Linked DNA regions of Homo sapiens: region 1 is linked to region 2. Evidence: chromatin contacts called from ENCODE Hi-C or POLR2A ChIA-PET data. All regions are on one chromosome and are shown on one strand. The core of a region is the stretch at or near the end of the contact, and the rest is flanking DNA. Distances in the headings are between cores, read along the strand shown.

Region 1 (6,885 bases), core at 4,313-6,812, 330 kb after region 2:
TGAATTTAGTAGCCAGAGTGATACTTTTAAATAAAAGCTAATCATGTTACTCCTCTGTTTAAAACTCTCCATTTGCCTGGCCATCTTTGTTACCTGTCTGATATCATCATCTATAACTATTCTTTCTGTTACCTTGACTCTAACAACACTGGTCTACTTGCTGTTTCTCAGATACTGTGTATGCTCTTGTCTTGGGCCTTGGCATGAGTGTTTTCTTTACCTGGAATACTCATCCCACAAACATTCACGTGGCCATCTCCTTCATCTTCTTCTAGTCAAGGTATTAATATGTCTGATGAGACACCTACCCTGACTACCCTATTCTTTCCAATTCCCATTACACTGCCCTATTATTTCCATAACATTGTCAGCATCTGACATACTTTACTATGTGTATTATTTATTTTCTTTCTCTTCTCATTACAGTGTAAATGCCATAAGGGCAGTGGTTTGGGTCTCTTGTTTATTGAAGTATGCTAAGCACCTAGAATATTATTTTACATATACTAGGTACTCAGTAAATATTAGTTGAGTAAATATTTGTAGAACAGATTCATTTCATATTCTCCATTTTGTGGTTCTGCTTCCTTTATGTCAAGACCATGTTTAGGCATTATATGGGTCCCAGAAGTTCCTGAAAACCCTCCAGATTCAAATCTAGCCAGAAAGAGGATAAATCTTTGTCCTAGCATTCCCAGGAAAAAGACTGAGGTTCACTAAACTATTTTAAAATGCCTTATTCAGCCCTTGACCAGTCAGCCCTGGCCAGGAGAAACGCAAAACTCTTTTTGGCCTAGACTTGAAAGTTGGTCATATGTTCCAAGTCTGAAACTAGAGGTAAAGATACAAACAAAAATGTCTATTCAGGGAATTAGAAGCTACTGAATAAGCACACAAGAAATGTCTACTCACTTTTGTATACCATTGGTTTACAACTGTGATCCTTGGTTACTGGCTGCATGGGATGTTAGTAGGTGCTCTTTGACCATGCCCCATTAAGTTAAAAAACTTAAATTTAAACAATTTTTACTCCTGTGGAATTTCTCAATTTTTAATATGGTAATGTATTTTGTGAATCTCTAAGCCAGATATATTTTATGCATCAGTTTCCCCAAATTCTTTGAACATGAAACCGTTTTTCCTCCAGAATATCTCAAGGTATATTCTCATGCAGCTCACTATGAGAAATATTGGTATGTCCGCTAAGAATTAGAAAATTGAAGAAAAATCTCATGCAACAATAAAAAAGAAAACAAAAGAATACTTTTCAAATGTACAGGACCTATTTGAAGAAAAAATTTTTTACAGGCCCCCAAATATTTTAATATATAGAAAGACAGTCCTTTGAAAGATACTTACGGCTGGGTGCAGTGGTTCACGCCTGTAATCCCAGCACTTTGGGAGGCCGAGGTGGGTGGATCACCTGAAGGTCAGGAGTTCGAGACCAGCCCAGCCAACATGGTGAAACCCCATCTTTACTAAAAATAAAAAAATTAGCCCGGTGTGGTGGCGGGTGCCTGTAATCCCAGCTACTCAGGAGGCTGAGGCAGGAGAATTGCTTGAAACTGGGAGGCAGAGGTTGCAGTGAGGCAAGATCGCACCATTGCACTCCAGCCTGGGCAACAACAGTGAAACTTCTTCTCCAAAAAGAAAAAAAAATTAGCTGGGCATGGTGGTGCGTGCCTGTAGTCCCACCTACTCAAGAGGCTGAGGTGCAAGGATCACTTGAGCCTGGGGAGATCAAGGCTGCACTCCAGTCTGGGTGATAGAGTGGGACCCTGTCTCCAGAAAAAAAAAAGGTATTTATTCTCAATAAATTCTATGTAGTTGCAGTTTAAAATCTAGTTTAGTAGAGAGGGGTGTGACGGGAAGAGGAGAACTTAATCAAATGATTCTAAAGTTTCATTTTGTTGTAGACTGTTTTTATTGCAAGAAAGCATAATACCTCAGGTTACCTAAGAAAAGTTTATTGTATTGAATATATAGGGTTTAAAACCAGTATCAGACAGTTATGATATGTACTTTCTCTGGTTGGCTGTGTGCTTTTTTCTCTCCCTCTGTGGCATCCGTATATATTTGTAAGCATCTGTTTTGTTTGCTTATGGTTATCTGCTCTTAGTCCCCATACTCCATACTCCAAATCTTGAATTAAACTGCTTTGGGTTGATTTTAGTTAATCTGTCACTAATGGATGGATCCTTTTAGGCCTTCTCATTTTATTGATTGTCCAGAAGCCAGTAGATGGGCTATCCCTGGGAAAATTATGCTCCCTGATCCTGTCAGCATCTGCTCAATCCTACTTCTGTGGTCAGAGGTAAGGGTTGGCAAGATTTAACTAGAAGGCGAAGTTGGGTGTGTTAGGCATCATGACTAAAATAATCTAGAAGAAAAAATAAGAATAGCCAGAGGAATTCTGAAAAGAGAGTATCTCTATATATTGCAGGGGTGTAGTAATTTAAGCTGTGGAACTGGTGCCTGAATAAGCAGTTAATAAAGTAGAAATACAATTTTCAAATAACATAAAAGTGAAATTACTAATTAGAGGTATGAATTGGATGTTAAATTGTTCAGGAGTACCTAATTGGCCGTTAAAAAGTAAAATTCCTATCCTGCAATTTAACACTAATATCAAAATGGTTTAAAGATTTAAATGCTTAAAAATGAAATAGTATCAGAGGAAAGTACAGGTTGCGTTGAAATAAATGCATAGATAATATTTAAATAATATTGAGGTGAGGAAGGAATTTTCCCTAGCGTAAAACTACTGAGAGTTCATTAAGATTTTATTGTGGAGATTCAAAAAGAAAGGTTTATTATACTAAACGGGAAAATGAATAAACTAAGGGGGAATATTTGAAATATGACCATAGTACATATTTTAATATAGAAAGGACTGTTAGAAACAATTTGTGTGTGGATTGGGGGTGCTTAATCCTACCTGGCCATCATACAGTATTACCCTAGTCCATACACTCTCCATACACTTTCTTAGGTGACTTTTGTATCTTATTCTCTTACTACATACTTCCAACAACTGTTGTTGAGCCGTAACTCTTTGGTGATTACTTTGCGTTTTATTTCTTCCTCACTGAGAAAATGGAACCAATCAGAAGATAACTTATAAAGGCTTCCACCAATATATACCTTATGCCCATGTGCCTACATCTCTGTCCGTTTACCGTATATGTTTTCTTCTGTAACTGAGGGTGAATGCTCTGGTATCTGTACTGAGACCAGATTCTACACTTGCACATTAGATCCTACTCACTTGCTTATTCAAGGATATTGCTTAGTAATTCTTTCTCTGCTACATTATCAATTTTTTGCCTCTTTACTAGCTCAGTCCCCCATCTTAAAAAAACTACTTTTCTCCTAATTTCCCTCCAGCTACATCCCTATTTTCTTTTCCTTCACCACAAATTCCTTTCCAGAGATGTCTCAATTTACTGTCTTTGATTTCTTTCCTCCTTTCTCTCATGAACCCTTTCCAGGTAGGTTTTTGACTAGCTCATGCCAAAGAAACTGTTGTTATCTAGGTCATCAGTGACCATTATACCACCAAAAAAAAGTAGTCATTTCCCAGTTTGGAAGAATTAAATCTTTTTAAAAAATGTAAAGAATGCCTACTACAGCCTAATAGGGTGGTTCACAATACAGAAAAAGGCCAATAAGGGTATGAAAAGTAGTCAATTTCTAGAAAGTCAAAGAAATGCAAATTTAAGACAATAAGATGTTTCTTATTCACTGTCCAGTGTCGGCAAGGAAATCTAGAACTCTCATATACCATTTGGTTATGCAAATGAAAATTGGTACATTTCTGGAAGCAATTTGACAATTTTTACAAGAGCTTTAAAATTGTGTTCGTCTTTTGACTTGCCCATTCTGTTTCTAAGAGTATGTCTCGGAAATAACACACAAATGCATGATGCATCCACCCACATACAACCAGGGAGGGAAGGATTCATCAAGGCATTAATTCTGGAAGGGAAACATGAAAATGACCTAAGTGTTTGACAATAGGAGATTGGTTAAAGTATGCTACATCTATATGGTAGAATACCAAGTAGCTACTTAAAATGATGACATTGGTTTGTTTATTTATTTGAAATTATTTTAAACTTTTTTCACATCAAGTTGCCATTAAAGATATGTTTATTAACATGGAAAGACTTTAATATGTTTTAAGAAGTGTATTCAATGCAAATTTTGTGGGGAACAAAGTATATTACATGCATGTGGTTATATGTGTGCACATACATAGGTACATATCAATGTATGTATAGGAAAATGCCTAGAAGATTGTATACCAAAATGTTTTTCAGCTGCTGTCAAGTAGTACAATTTTAGATGTTCTTTTAAAACTTGGAATGCTTGCATTAACAACAACAAAAAAAGAAAATGAAAGTTTTGCAAAAGAAAGAAAATCAATATCCCAATTATAGTCTGCTTACTTTTTCTGGTTTTACATTCAAACATTGATCATTAGACTTGGTTCATAGCTGGCTGGCTTGAACTGACCCAGTCCTGTTTCATAACCCTGCTGGACTTAAAACAGCCTAATGGTCTGCCAGCTGTGAGAGAATAGATGAGCCAGATAAAGTGTATTTACCATACTTTTAACTCCTGAGCTGCTTGGGAGTCTTTATAGACTCCTTTGATTAAGTCTACCAGGAGACCAGCTACTAACTCAGTAAACTAATCTGAGGAATAATGTAAAGTTAGAATAACTAGGATAGGTAGAGTTAAACTCCAGAGAAAAAAGGTGATGAAAAGTATAAGGCAAGCTTATTAAGGATGGGCTTATTAGGAACCTGATAAAAGGATGTGATAAAAATGAAATCAAAGGGTTTTACAGTGCTAAAGTTTAATAGTATTACATGTTGGAATTGTTTCCTGTTTCTTAGTATAGGTAATTTCTGTATGAATGGAAAATTCATGTGTAATTTTTGTTGTACTCCAAAGAACTTTAGCCACAATTTATTGTGAAATATTTGCAACCTTGAAAATTCAGAAATCTAGCAATAGGATCTCTCTCTGTCTCTCTCTTGCTCTAGCAAACGACTGCATATATTTCATACACACACACACACACACACACACACACACACTTATATACATGTATAGTATATTGGTTTTGTATAAGGTATAAAAAGCAAATTATTATAAAAACAATACATATGCTCAATGTGAAGAATTTTGTAAATAAAAGTTACAAAGGAGTCAATTTTTGCTGCCTTTTTCAATCTTTCAACGCATAATATGTAAATTTGCTTATTTATGCTCTATACTTCATGTTTATATCTTGTCTTTTTCACTTAATATTTTATGACTGTATTCTCATATCATTAAGTATTCTTTCCTTTAAAAATTCCCATTTAAAGATAGTCAAAGCAATATGAATTTGTTAATGATTTAGTATATGAATTGGAGAAAACATATTTTCTGCAGTCTTCTTTCTTAATGGGAGCTGACAGCCTAATGATGAAACTATATCATTCCAGCTATATTTTAAAAAATTACATAGTTGTCAAGTTTTTGTTTGACTAAGTCAGAGGGTTCATTAAAGATTGTAAGGCTGACATTCGTAGATAGGAACTTTAGTTTCACTTTCCCTAAGACAGCAAGAAATATTCTATAACAGAAAGATGACTATTTTTAGCTTTTCTTTCTGCTGGTGAGGTGGAATAGCAAATATTTTTAGAGCAATTGAAAGTACAGCCTCTTAGATTAGCTCAGTGTTTCTATCATCAGAATCTCAATTATTTTATGTATCTAGATTTTTTTTTTACTTCCAATGTTTTGAGTTTATGTAAATTGCAACATGATTCGTCTTTTTATTTTTGATCTAGTTCGTTTCTCTGTGGAACAATATAAAAGATGAAATTTCTAAAACCTTAACTTTTCTTTCTGCACTTTTTATGTATTTTGAGTTGTAATTATATTCTGCTTATTGTGGGCAGTTCTCTTCTTTCTTGGAGATGAAACTTTGATAATTAATACTTACGGGGAGATGGTGTTACAAATCTTCTCTCATAATAGGCTCTTAATATTCACAAGAGAGATCCCCCATGACCATTGTAAGTACCCTTAATTATGAACACCACTAGAACATTTCATCTTTCCCCAAAACGATGCCATAGGATAAGTGAAAATTTGAGGGACTTCTGTTTTTACCCTTAATGAAGGACATCTTGGTTGCTTCCAGGTTTTGGCAGTATAAATAAAGGTGCTGTAAGCATCCATGTGGAGGGCTTTATGTGGACATATGTTTTCAGCTCCTTTAGGTAAATACTAAGGAGTGTGATTGTGGGACTATATGGTAAGAGTATGTTTAGCTTTGTAAGAAACTGTCAAACTCTCTTCCACAGTACATGGTGCTATACTGTAAATGGTATTTTTTTTATTTCAGTTTCTGATTGTTTGCTGTTATTATATGGAAATACGACTGGTTTTTGTATAGCATCTTCACCTTGCTAAATTCGATTGTTCTAGAAGCGTTTTGTAGATTCTATTGAATTTTCTACATAGGTCATATTTTCTATGAATAGACAGTTTTACTCTTTTCCAGTCTTGATGCATTTTTCTTGCTTTATTGTGCTGGCAAGAACCTTCAGTATAATGTTGAATAGAAATGGTAAGAGTGGATGTCACTGCCTCATTCCTAATTTTTGAGGGAAAACATTGATTCTTTCACGTCTCAGTAAAGTGTTTCCTGTAAATTTTCATAGCTGTCTATTATCGATTTGAAGATGTTTACTTCTATTCCTGGTTTCTGGAGAGTGTTTATTAGGAATGGTTGTTGGGTTTTTGTCAAATGCGTTTTCCTCATCTATTGAGCTGTTAATATGGTGTTTCTTTTTTAGTGCGTTAATATGGTGACTTGAT
Region 2 (7,046 bases), core at 1,000-3,499:
TTTTTAATCCTCTGAATCCCCAGTGGAGCAGCAGTCATTGTGGAAGAGCCTTTTAGCACCTTTGTTGTAGCCATCCCTGGTGATGATTGGGCCCAGCTGGTAGTAGATAAGAAAATGTTCCTTTCACAAAGAGGCAGTGTCTCCCGCCTCTGCGGTTTCAATAATTTTAAGAGCCCCCAAAACCTGTTGAGGATTAGAAGTAGCTTTAGATGTGAAATGAGTGTTAAGTATTAGTAATCGGGAGATTAGGGCCCCAGGGACAATGAGAGATAAACAACTGCAATTAAGGCAAATCTGCCGATGTAAACAAAATTTAGCAGAAACAGATGCCCTAACCATTTTGGGGGATTGATTTGAGGGCACCGAGGAATCGATTTTTGTCTTGTTTACACTTTCAAACCCCTGTGATATACTGGAAGGCTAAATATTTCATACAGCCTGATTTTAGTTAATTTTTTTTTCAGCGCCTCACAGTAGGCGCCTCTCTTCTCACAGTGACCAGGCCTGAGTTTATTCAGCATTCACAGGGAGCAGCTAATTGTCTATGAAGGGCCCCCGTGTTTAAACGGGCTTGACAGGAATTTAAATTTTGTTTCAATCAACCCCTGTGCTCACAGCCTGCTCCAGTTTCTAATTTTTAAATTAAACATGACTTTTTTTTTAAGCCACAGCTTTGCCTCTGGAATACTCTCGCTCTAACTCTGGGGAAGGCAGATCGGCAACCCTGGAATGCTGGTTTATGCAGGGCCTGTGGCACCAGCTCTGGACTGGAAAGTCCCTTCTCCAAAACAAGCTTTCCTCCCGTCAGGGAGGTCAGCAGAGCTTCGGCTGGGCGCTGTCTCCTTCCTGCCTTCAGAAACGGCCCCCTTTTCAGCTCTCCTGTGCAGGCAGCAGTGCTGCATCATCTGGAAAGTGGGTTAAGCACCGAAGGAAGGTGTAAGGATGGCTTTTAGGGGACTGGCTGAATTATAACCCACTGCACGTCTGGTGCAGATTTGTATTGCAGAAGCCTTTTCTACTGTTGTGAGACATGGAGAGAAGCCGATGTGGGAATCACAGATGTGCATTTCAGTCTGCACTCGCCATTTTTATGTCTTAGCATCTGCTCTGTGCCCAGCATCCTGCCTGACACCGAGGAGGCAGCATGTCAGCCCCAAGTCCTGACCCCCCAGCCAGCTCACAGTCCAGTGAGGAAGGTGAGGGTAGACACAGCCAAGCACAGGATAGAATGTGAGAATTGCCAGAGACCCCCGCTCACCTTCTCCTCCCACCCTCACCTACCCCTTCACCTCAGGCCACTCCTGTGGAGTCCTGTGCTCCAAACTTCTGGCAGTCCCCAGATGCGTGAGGCATCCTCACACAGTCATGTCTTTGCTTGTGCTGTTTTCTCACCGCCAGATGGTGAACTTCTCCACCTCCGAAACCCAACTGGCACAACCTCTGTGAAGCTTTGCTAAGCGTGCTTCAGTTGGGTTGAGGACTTCCTTTTGCCTGTCACCCTTCACCCTGGCTAATACTTCTGTTAGTGCACTCGTCACGCTTTGTGGCAGTAACTTGTGGTAACAGTCAATAAAAGAGACCACAACCCCTCGAGGAAGAGATCATGTCTTATCTTTGTATCCTTAGCATCTAGCCCAGTCTCCAGCCTGAGTAGAATGCTCAAATATATGGTCATTGAATTTAAATGATATGAATTTAACAAGTGAAATGAATTTCTGCTAGGGGTATCTGGGGAGGCTTTGAGAATGGAGTGACAGGTGAGCTGGGACCCACGGACATTTGGGTATTTATGTGAGTATATTACTTTTCTGCACACAGATGTGAAAGGCAGCTTATATCATAAGTAAAAGTACCAGAGCCTCTAATAGCCACACTAGCCAGTATTCATACTACAATTTATTTTCTCTAAACAAACTTGAAGAGATTGAAGTAACAATTGCACCTAACTTGGGGCTGAAGATGAATCCAGAAAGGATCCTGTTTTATAATCTTTAAAAAATTGATTTATTATATAGAGAGAAATGGATCTAAACATAAAACATTTTAAACACTTAAGTTAGAGCATTCTTTCATCTAAGTTATCTCATTTGACCTTCACATGAACACTATAAGGATTATTCTTATTCCCATTTTACTGATGCATAAACTGGGTCTCAGAGAGGTTAATTTCCTTGCCTAGAGTCACACAGCCAGGAAAAACACAGGACTGTCCTACTGCACAACATCAAAGCTACACCCGTTGTTGCATAGTAGGCAGAGGATTGTTATTGTGGTTTAGAGAATTTCCGCTAAGTCAAACTATTTCTTGCAGTTAGAAAAATAAAGCTAAATACAAATACAGGACCACACAAACAAACTTGTAGGATTTCAGCAGAGTGTGCTTGTGAAGCCAATGCCCCTGTAGGATGCTTTGCTCAACTCCCTCCCTATGGTCCCTTCCACCTTGATGCCACAGGCTGCATCTGCAGGGCCGTGGTCGAGGCAGAGAGCAGATGGCTGCACACACTCTCCACCCATCCCCAGGTGGCAGGGTGGCCTGGTTGAAGCCTGAGCCTCAGTAGAGACAAAACACAAAAGAGGAAGTAATTACCAACAGTTTGCACCTGGTCTGTTAGTTGGTTATCTGAGGGGAAGCTGTGAGAATTTATGTAATCATTGTTTCTTTGGTTTTGGCAAAAACTGAGGGCAGAGTGTGTCCTGACAGCTGTCTGGTCACAAACCTTTCTGCCTTTCCACTTCTGCCATCATGGGTATAGAAATGGGCAACTTCCAAGAGATGATGTTCCTCAAGTTTGGGAGAAATTACCTTTAACTCAACAAACTTTTTACTGAGCACATTCGTGTTTAGCTGAACTCGGAGTATGGGCTGTGCACCAGTGGTAGTATCTGAACTGTTTGTTGTTTTTTCCCTGAGACAGGGTCTTACTGTGTCACCTAGGCTGGAGTGCAGTGACACGATCTTGGCTCAGTGCAGCCTCAATCTCCCAGGCTCAGGTGATCCTCCTACCTCAGCACCCGCCCTTCCTTGAGTAGCTGAGACTACACATGAACAACACTATGGCTAATTTTTGTATTTTCAGTAGAGACGGGGTTTCCCCATGTTGCCCAGGCTGGTCTCAAACTCCTGACCTCAAGTGATCCGCCTGCCTGGGCCTCTCAGAGTGCTGGGATTACAGGTGTGAGCCACCGTGCCCGGCCCCGAACTGTTTCTTAAACACAGGAAGATAAGGAATTTGTGCCAGGATATAAATCAAGCCTGTCTGAAAGCATTCTGTTTAGTTCAGTTCAGCTTTTTGGAGCAAAACGTTGTGAGCGAAGAAAGCTGTTTGCGGTTCACATTGCAGCATGGCTACTTGTATCATTGCAGGCCAGCAGCAAGCAGTTCACAGGACGACTACTTGAGTGGCACAGCTGTAGGGAATACAGAGGGCTATCAGACACTAATCCAGCAAACACAAATCCATCATACATGCAAACAAAGTAGTCAGGTCACACAAACAGGAAGCCAAACAATCGGGGTCCATCTTGAAGGGAGAGGGGAAACAGCAAGGAGAAGACAACCCACAGATGTCCACACCAACACAGGTGCTGGAGGTGTGGAGGCAGCAGGGGACCTGGCATGGAGCCATGACCTCGCTCATCCTATGACCTTGATGGAAGGAGGGGAAAGGTAGAAGGGTTTGTGATCTGACAACTGGCAGGATGTGTTGTGCGTAAAGCCTGGAGAGGCTAAGGATGGTCTTTCAAAGCTTGCAAATCAGTCTATCGTGTGAATGTGAGCCAAGAAGCAACCTGGGAAACTGGAAAGAGATTGAATTGGATGTCAGAAAATATAGCTTCAAGTACAGGCACTACCTCTAGGAAACTGGGCAGGCAACAGCTGTTTACTTAGCCCATCTGAGCCTGAGCTGCTTCATCTGTAAAATGGGGTAATGATACCAACTTCACAGGGGGCTTTTAGCTGTTAGGTTGTTTTTTTTTTTTTAACTTACAGAAGATGGAGGTTATGAAAGTGTTTGTAAACTATGAAGTGCGAGACATACATGGGGCACGAGGTCATTCAGCCTCTTTGGGTCATGATTTTCTCATCTGTCTGATGTTCCTGGGTATTTCCAGCTTGTTGCCTCTTGGAAGATACATGTGTTTAGGGAAGTTTAATGTGACTTAGAATAAATTATATGTATGTCGGATGTTTGCAATTGGTGTACACTGAATTGGTAGTCTCTTGGGGTGGTCTCTGTGGTTGAAAATCCAAACAAGATGAAGCACATTCCTCCCCACTCACTGGAAGCCATAACTTTTCATGTCTGTCCTTTATTATTGGTAAAATGTAATGAGCATCTTGTTGGAGGGAATTATTGTAAACCAGTTAATCAACAAGTATTTGTTGTCCAGGTCTGTGAGGTGCCATGATGGGTTCAGAAAGAATATAAGAAAGACCTATGTCTCAGGAGCAGACTAGACATGCCCATTGGCAACATTTAGAGAAGGTAGATGAGTGCCAAGCTGCTGGCTTGGGTGGTGCGGGAGCTCGGAACAGTGGCCGAGGGGCCGTAGTAGTCAGTGAGGATGCCTGGCTCGGGCCTGAGTACAGAACTTGGAAAGTGGTGGTACAACAGAAAGCCAGCTTCTCCCCTCCCTCTCCCTTCCTCTCCTAGCTGTCCATCCTGCAACATGTTACTGAACGCTCTCCACCTCTAGTTGCTTATCTACAAAAATAGAGTATCGCAAAGCATGAAATTTAAGTGAGATAAAAATGTTAGACACTTAGCACAGTGTCTGGCATAAAATAAGTGTTCAATAAATGGTAACCATTTTTATCGTCATTGTCATCATCATCACTGCTAATAACAAGAGGGAAGACATTCCAGGGAGAGAAAATGGCACAGGCTGAGACCGGAGGGAACAAGGACAGTGAAGAACCCACCCTAGCCAAAGCAAAAAAGACCCTTGGAAATGATGGGGTAAAGTTAGCTGCATGGGGCCAGTGTGATCTGGAAGGGCTGTGCACACCAGAGAGTAGTGGGGCAGTTGGACGCACTTGTTGGTTCTTAAGCAGGGAAGTGGCTGTTCAATGATAGATAGGCAGGCAGGGCGGACAACAGGACTGATTCCGCCTGCCCCTGGTGGGCCAGACCCTCTGGCTGAAGCTGATTCGTGCATAGGAATGTCCTAACCCTTTGGCTGTTTCTCAAATTTTGCGAAGGTCTCTAGCCAAAAGGATGGGAAACCGAGTTCAGCGCTTGTAGCTGTTTGGCAGCATGTCACTTGTCTCTCTTTCTGCATCTTCTTTTCTGTGTCCTTTCTGTCACTATCAGGGAAAATCATTAGTATGCTAATCTAGCTAGCCGTCATTTTAACACTGACCTTTGCTAACCTGCCTTTGCAATTTCAGGAACTATGTTTGACTTCTCTAAAAGTAACCTTAAATTGTAGTCTTGTAAGAATTCCAGAGCTGTATCCTTCACTCCTTCTTCTAATGAGGTTATGACCAAATGCTCATTATAATTGCTTTAGACTCCTTTTAATTTTCAAGCTTATTAATCATAAGAAGAGTTATTTAAAATTGCATAAATTAATCTTAGATTAAAAGCCCATCAAAGCCTCGAAACAATTAAGAATAAGTAGGATTTCCCTGGGGCAGCAAGTTTTATTTTAATATTGTAGTCAGGTGGATATCAGAACCTTGAAGTATGGTAGTGATTAATGTATGCAAAATTTAAATGAGATTTTTTAAATGGCAAATCTAAATCACATGTTGACCTAACTGTAGGCTTTAACTGCATTGTCTGTCATATATTTAAACTGTTTACTAATCAACATTTTAATTACAGCATGTGCTGGCAGACCCTAGGACAAATAAAATCTAGCATTTAAAAATGTTACTGCAGTCTATTACCCAAAAATAATAAGGCTCTTAATAAAATTGGGAAAAAATGGAGGAATGAGAAAACAGTAAACTTTGTTGGCACAGCACCGTCCTAAGGTGTGGAGACTGTTCTGGATACTTCTCAGCCCCTGATCTCACCTTGAAATTCTGCTGGTCTGAGGCAGCTTCCTCTTCATGGACCTGCAAGTGTGTTGCCTTTGATGTTGATTTATATGTAATTAGGGAACTACTTTGCTTTATATATTTGAGTCCCTGGTTGCAAGCATTATTTACTTAAACAATGTATAGCTCTGGGGCCCCCAGGCCTTCTCCCCTTTTTTTTATATGGAGATAAGATGTTTCCAGAAATTTGATTTGGCCTCAGCCAGTCAGCAGCCTTTTGTCCTGCCTTCCACTCACCTCCTTGTATCACTGCTGGGTTATACAGGCTGTCCCCAGGAAGGTAGCCTCAGGCTGTCTTAAGTTTGGAAAGTATTTCTCTATTTTATAAATACTCTGCTTCATTATTGAAGGTAGATGGGTAAGAGAGTCACCTTGAGCAAGTTACTTCACCCCTGGAAACTTTAGTACCCACTGCATGGAAAGGGGATAATAGTGACCAATTTACTGTTACTGTTTTTGTAAAAAGGCAAATAAGGTGAAGCACATAAGCACTTAATATAGTAGTTGGAAAATAATAGGTTCATAAGCAATGTTTATTCCTGCCATCATCCATATTTATTTGCTAAAACTAGTTTTTAAATTATGATTAAAAATTTGGCCAGACATGGTGGATCATGCTTAATTCTAGCTCTTGGGGGGCTGAGGCAGGAGGATCACTTTCGCCCAGGAGTTCGAGACCCGCCTGGGCAACATAGTGAGACCCTGTCTCTACAAAAACTTAAAAACTAGTTGGACATGGTGGCACTGCCTGTAGTCCCAGCTTCTCAGGATGCTGAGGTGAGAGGATCACTTGAGCCCATGAGGTAGAGGATGCAGTGAGCCATGATTGTACCATTGCACTCCAGCATGGGTGACAGAGAGAGACCCTGTCTCAAAAAAAAAAAAAAAAAATTACACAGTACAGAAGGATATACAGTAAGAAGTTAGTCTCCTTCCAATCCTCCATATCTTCCAGCCCTAATCTCTAGAGATAAGCATTGTTAATAGTAGCTTG

The links. Hi-C counts contacts between places; a loop is a spot of excess contacts on that map. ChIA-PET counts read pairs that join two places held with the same protein, here RNA polymerase II (POLR2A). Pooled maps may share reads with other maps.
Region 1: a map with no recorded cell type shows a loop between it and region 2 (4-fold over the local background). The contact joins two enhancer-like sites. A Hi-C loop is called at or near these places in 1 of 37 single-sample maps with no recorded cell type and 2 of 50 pooled maps. POLR2A ChIA-PET finds 5 or more read pairs at or near these places in 1 of 52 experiments (OCI-LY7).

The regions. Positions count from the first base shown.
Region 1 is chr15:68,108,954-68,115,838 of GRCh38, forward strand. All of the region lies in intron 2 of PIAS1 (protein inhibitor of activated STAT 1), which reads left to right. Among named protein-coding and RNA genes, the nearest start is that of PIAS1, 58 kb to the left of the region's middle. Within about 2 kb of position 5,563, at least 3 of the 41 ENCODE cell types and tissues checked have a DNase peak (open chromatin) inside an H3K27ac peak, as active enhancers do.
Region 2 is chr15:67,782,047-67,789,092 of GRCh38, forward strand. All of the region lies in intron 21 of MAP2K5 (mitogen-activated protein kinase kinase 5), which reads left to right. Among named protein-coding and RNA genes, the nearest start is that of SKOR1, 40 kb to the right of the region's middle. RefSeq lists an enhancer at 1-706. Within about 2 kb of position 2,250, at least 5 of the 41 ENCODE cell types and tissues checked have a DNase peak (open chromatin) inside an H3K27ac peak, as active enhancers do.